2 separate regions of the Homo sapiens genome follow, and region 1 is linked to region 2. A link is a contact called in ENCODE Hi-C or POLR2A ChIA-PET data. All regions are on one chromosome and are shown on one strand. The core of a region is the stretch at or near the end of the contact, and the rest is flanking DNA. Distances in the headings are between cores, read along the strand shown. Region 1 holds the start of PPP4R2 (protein phosphatase 4 regulatory subunit 2). Region 2 holds the start of LRIG1 (leucine rich repeats and immunoglobulin like domains 1).

What was found. Hi-C counts contacts between places; a loop is a spot of excess contacts on that map. ChIA-PET counts read pairs that join two places held with the same protein, here RNA polymerase II (POLR2A). Pooled maps may share reads with other maps.
Region 1: a loop to region 2 is called in a pooled map, with 6 times the contacts of the local background. The contact joins the promoter of PPP4R2 here to the promoter of LRIG1 in region 2. A Hi-C loop is called at or near these places in 1 of 37 single-sample maps with no recorded cell type and 4 of 50 pooled maps. POLR2A ChIA-PET finds 5 or more read pairs at or near these places in 1 of 52 experiments (OCI-LY7).

What each region holds. Positions count from the first base shown.
Region 1 is chr3:72,995,446-72,998,145 of GRCh38, reverse strand. It overlaps PPP4R2 (protein phosphatase 4 regulatory subunit 2), which reads right to left and starts at 1,335. Exons shown (of 9, transcript NM_174907.4): 1 at 1,075-1,335; 2 at 1-69. The coding sequence starts at 1,108. It overlaps LOC124909395 (a long non-coding RNA gene), which reads left to right and starts at 955. Exons shown (of 2, transcript XR_007095961.1): 1 at 955-1,039. RefSeq lists enhancers at 351-400, 1,661-1,710 and a silencer at 851-1,480.
Region 2 is chr3:66,499,641-66,502,340 of GRCh38, reverse strand. It overlaps LRIG1 (leucine rich repeats and immunoglobulin like domains 1), which reads left to right and starts at 1,319. Exons shown (of 19, transcript NM_015541.3): 1 at 1,319-2,151. The coding sequence starts at 1,934. RefSeq lists silencers at 950-1,609, 1,630-1,769, 1,810-1,889, 1,910-2,119 and enhancers at 1,222-1,722, 1,723-2,223.

The sequences.
Region 1 (2,700 bases), core at 86-2,585, 6.5 Mb before region 2:
TCTTGGCTACATGACAAAGAAACTGATCCAGGACAGGACAAACTTCCTTTTTCCCCCTCTTCTCAAAATCTAGATGAAGGAAGAAAAAAAAACGTTATCAGTTTTCTCAAAAGCGCTCTAAAAACAAACTTTCCTCCTAGTCCTTTACCTTATTAAAAATCAATTAAATACAAAATTAAAAAAATAAGGCCTCTCAACCAAATTACCACCTCAATCCTCCAAGTTCTACTTCCAACATGTCACCCTCTTTACAGATAACAAGAATCCTCCTAAAGGGGGCACTCAACTTCACAAACCATTTTTAACGCAGTGCTTCTCGAAGTGTGGTCCGGGGGAACACCAGCATTATATTAAGCTGGGAATCCAGTGAAAATAAAAATCCCCAGGCCCCGACTCCCACCAATTGTTCATCTAAGTCCATAAATCTGCCTTTCTAAGAAGCACCAACTACCCCAAGTTGCCGTCCCCAAATGATTCTGAATGTCAAAGAATAATTCTCAAAACGCTGAAATCTCTCTACTCGAAGTTTGTAAGCCACTGTTCTCAAGCCTGTTGCGTGGAAGGCGTGCAATCAAGAACAGTGAAGGCAACCACCTCGAAATTAGGGCGCGGAAAGATGACTTCAAAAGCCCTGAAAAAGGCATACTGAGACAACTTAAAAGTTGCGATGCTACCCCCTACCCCCGCCCCCACCAACCGTTTACTTTTTCTCCCACCCCAACGCCTAGCGTACGGGTAGCCTGGTGGAGAAAAGAGGATATCTGGGAGGGAGGGGTCTGCGGGTCCGCCACTCGTCCCCTGAACGGGTGGGAGAAAGACTGGGGCCCCCGCAAGAGTTTCCCCGGCTCCCCTCCCCCAGCCCAGACGCCGGCGGCCGACACAAAGCCAGAGCGGGGCGGGAGAGAGCTGCCCACAGGGCTCCCCGCCCCTGGGGAGGTGGAGGGGGATGGGAGCCCGGGAAGCACTCTCCCCACGCCGCGCCCGGCCCCGGTCCTCGGAACCATCCGCCCTGAAAGGAGAGAAGAGCGAGCCGGAGAAGGTGAGGGGGAATGGAGAGGGGGCAGCTACCCCCACCTTTCAGCGCCTCCTGGAGCCTCTCGACGTCCATGGCTTCCCGGAGTCCCTCACAGCCTCCGCCTCCCTCCGCGGGTCTCTTGGGGACCGGAACGCCTCCCCCCACCCCCCCGACGCCCTCCCCCTCCCTCGCACACACTCCGGCACGCAGGCGACCGGGGGGGGGAAACGAAGGGAGCCGGGGGAAGCGTGCGAGAGAGCAAGACCGACAGAGCGAGCACCTCCCCAAGCCGCTACCACCAACCCTCCAACATGGCGCCCGGTACGTCACCGCGCGCACGCTCCCTGCCGCCGTCCTCGCTCCCGCCGCGCGCTCCGGCCCGGAACCCGAGAGCGCGTGCGCGGCCGAGGTGTGACGCTGGGGCCCAGTGGCGTCTGCGTCCCGGCGGCTTCCAGAGCCTCAGCCCCAGCCCCAGCCCCAGGCCCAGGCTCCGCGGAGCTGAAGACTGGACGGTCAGGCGAGAGGGTTGCAGGCGGACTCCTAGGCTTTGAATCCCTGCCATTTCCTCTCTGTGTGAACTTAAGCTACTTACTTCGCCTGTCTGAGCCTCATTTTCCCCATCTGTACAGTAAGGGCACTGGTACTGATGCCCTATGCAGTTGCTGTGAGAATTCAGTGTATACACTTCACGTTCAGAATGCGCCTAAAAAACGTAGAGCGAGGCCGGGCAGGGGGCTCAGGCCGGTGATCCCAACACTTTGGGAGGGAGGCCGAGGCGAGAGGATCGCTTGAGCCCAGGAGTTCGAGACCAGTCTGGGTAACAAAATGACCCCGCTCCCTCGCCCTTCTCTATATAAAAATAAATACAGGCCGGGCGCGGTGACTCAAGCCTGTAATCCCAGCACTTTGGGAGGCTGGGGCGGGCGGAGCACCTGAAGTCAGGAGTTGAAGACCAACCTGGCCAACATGGCGAAACCCCGTCTCTACTAAAAATACAAAATGTAGTCGGGCGTGGTCGCTCGTGCCTGTAATCCCAGTTACTCGGGAGGCTGAGGCACGAGAATCGCTTGAATCCAGGAGGCGGAGGTTGCAGTGAGCCGATATCGCGCCACTGCCTCCAGCCTAGGCGACAAAGCGAGACTGTTTCAAAAAAATAATAATAAAATTAACAATACATACATACACTAAGCATTGCTAATAATCCTAACAAGAATACCTCCCTGCTTAACCCAACGTTCGTTCGTCACTGGCCCACCTGTGGCAAGAAGTAATGTATACAGCAAAGTCATTAAGAGCTCAAGGTTTGGAATCAATATTCAAATCCCAACTCAACTACTTACTCCTTGTGTGGCCCTGAAGTAGTTACCTAAACTCAGGCAGCTTCAGGGTTCTTATTTATAAAATGAGGGTTGTAAAACGGCCACGAGGATTGAGTGAAATGGCAAATGTGAAACATTTGGCACAGTGCGTGAAACCTGGAACACTCAACGTGGCTGGGTTTTTATTACCACTGTTAGCATTATTACATGACATAATCTCCCAGGAGGTAGGAGAGGGCGGAAACCTCAGAAGTCCTCTGCAGCCCTGACATTTTACAAATGGGAAAGCTGTGTCACAGACAGCAAGTCTGGGGAGACAGAACTAGAACCCAGAACCCAAATCATCTGGCTCCCAGCCAGTGCGTG
Region 2 (2,700 bases), core at 70-2,569:
TTAATGTTACCACGTACTATCGTAACACACTACTACTATGGTCTGATCTTTAAGAGCAAAAGTTAGAAGCTTTGTTAACTATTATTTCTCCTTTAACTCTGTCTCTTACGAATACACAATGGCTTCTTGAAAATTATCTTAAAAAGACTCTGATTAAAACAAAAACCCAATGACAACAACAAAGCAACCCCTTTATCAAAGGCTGCAGCATTTCTAGAAGTACCCTTCAACTCACTAGCTGGGAAGGAGAGTGCACTTTTTTTTTTTTTTGAGACGGAGTTTCGCTCTGTCACCCAGGCTGGAATTCAGTGACAATTCAGTGACAAGTCTCTGCTCATTGCAGCCTCCGCCTCCGGGGTTCAAGCAGCTCTCCTGTCCCAGCCTCCCGTAGCTGGTATTACAGGTGTGCACCACCACACCTGGCTAATTTTTTTATTTTTCATTTTTAGTACAGACGGGGTTTTACCATGTTGGCCAGGCTGGTCTCGAATTCCTGACCTCAGGTGATCCGCCCGCCTTGGCCTGCCAAACTGCTGGGATTACAGGCGTGAGCCACCACTCCTGGCCGAGGGTGCACCTTTGAGACTAGGTTTCTGCAGCACACATTCATTTTAGTAATCAAGGACATATTGCTGGATTTAGGACGTGAAGAACAAGTCAGGAGCAGATGCTCCAGGCTGCTCGAGGAGGAAGGGGACCACGCCTAATGAAATAACCAAGGATGTCCCAGTCAGGAAGAAATGTGTTAAGTTTTAAACCTGTGTCTTCGCTTTTGGAAGGAACCTGGAAAACGGACGCGGGTTTGCTTCTAATCTGCAGTCCTGCTTGCAGCCTGAGGAGGACGTAAAAAGCCTTGGGGCCAGACAGCCCCAAAACGGGGGCGTTTTACCCTCTTAACTTTCTCTCCCCTTCTTGACGCAGAGGGCGTATCTTCACGCCTCCTTTCCCCAGCCCGCGTTCCCGTTCTCCAACAACAACCTGCGTGTCTCCTTTAAGAGGCGGGGGCCGTCCCTCCCTTTCTCCTCCCAGTCTCCCGCCCTTCACACCTTGGGTGGGAAAAGAGTGTGGGGGCGGGGTAGCCGGTGAAGCGGGAGGGGCGGGATCACAGCGAGCGCTCCAATGGCCCTCGAGGCTGGCCACGGTGGACTCCGGCAGCCAATGAGCAGCAGGCGGGGAGGCGTGGCGGGGCGCTGTTGCAAAGCATCCAACGTGGGCCAGCAGGCGGCCGCGGAGCGCGGAGCCTAGGGGGTGTGTGCGGGCGAGCGGCCGGGGGCGGGGCTTGGGGGACCGGCCGGGGCTGGGCCGCGGGGAGGCGAACAGCAAGCGGCTGATTGTTCGGCTGCGAGGTCGGCGGGACTCTTGCTGCGCGGAGGAGCCGTGCGGAACCCGAGGCTGCGCGCGCGCGCGCGCTCTCTGGCCGCGGCGTGGGGACAGCGAGGCGCACTGGGGCCTCCCAGCGCGGGGCCGGCCGCGCCGTCCAGCCCGAGGTCTACGGCTTTGCGCTCCGAGCCCAGAGGAAGATGCCTGCCGGCACCGAGCTCGGGCTGCGGGGCTGAACGCCTGTCTTCCAGGCGCAGCGGCAGCACTGCCCTCGGCCGGTGTCGGTAGCGGCACTCGGCGTGCCCCGGGCGGACGAAGAGCGCAGGCTGGGTACACCTTGCCCGAATCGGCGGAGTTCGCAGCTAGCGCGGGCGGGCCGGCCGGCCCGGATGGGCGCGGGGTTTGCGGCCCCCGCCGGGTGCTCCGGAGCGGCCCGGGCACCGGGGGCACGCTGAGTGCCGGAGCCGCGGCCGCAGAGAGAACTTGGGGCGGGGGCCATGCCCCGGTGCGGAGTCTAGAGCCGAGCGGAGCGCCCCGCGGGCCCGCCCGCGTCTGCGGCCGTTCGGGTCCTCACAGTCCCCGCGCCCGGAGTTCGCAGCGCGCTCCAGACAAGATGGCGCGGCCGGTCCGGGGAGGGCTCGGGGCCCCGCGCCGCTCGCCTTGCCTTCTCCTTCTCTGGCTGCTTTTGCTTCGGCTGGAGCCGGTGACCGCCGCGGCCGGCCCGCGGGCGCCCTGCGCGGCCGCCTGCACTTGCGCTGGGGACTCGCTGGACTGCGGTGGGCGCGGGCTGGCTGCGTTGCCCGGGGACCTGCCCTCCTGGACGCGGAGCCTGTGAGTGCCGCCCTTTCCGCCCTCTCTGCGCCCCGGGGCTCTGTCACTTGGGGATGGAGCGGCGGGGGTTCGTACTCAGGGAGGGGGTGCGGACTGGGTTGTGTGTGTGGAGTTGTGCGTGCTTGTGCGTGTTGGAAGACTGTCAGGTTGGAGTGGCGGAAGGGAGATTCTGCGTGGAGGTCCGGGGGAGTAGGCGTGCGAGAGAGCCTGGAGAAGAAGAGCGTGCCTCGTGGGGTCTGGAGACGAGCGAGCGTGGGTCGTAGAGATTTGGGGGTTAGCCAGCACGCGTCGTGCGGGCCATCTGGGGGTGAGTGAGTGGGAGTCTGGAGCTGAGTGTGTTTGCGGGTGGGTGGGTGGGAAACGTCTGGAGAAGAGTGTGAAGAAGTCTGTGGGGGTATGTGGGTGCGTTTCCTTTTCCTCTCCTGTAATCCAACTATTTGGTGTCTGAGCTCCTTGGTCTTCCAGTGGGTAATGAATGAAGGTGACTGTTGGGTCCAGTCTTTCGTTTACATTATTTATTAGTTGATAGTGTGTGTAGCCGTCTCCTGA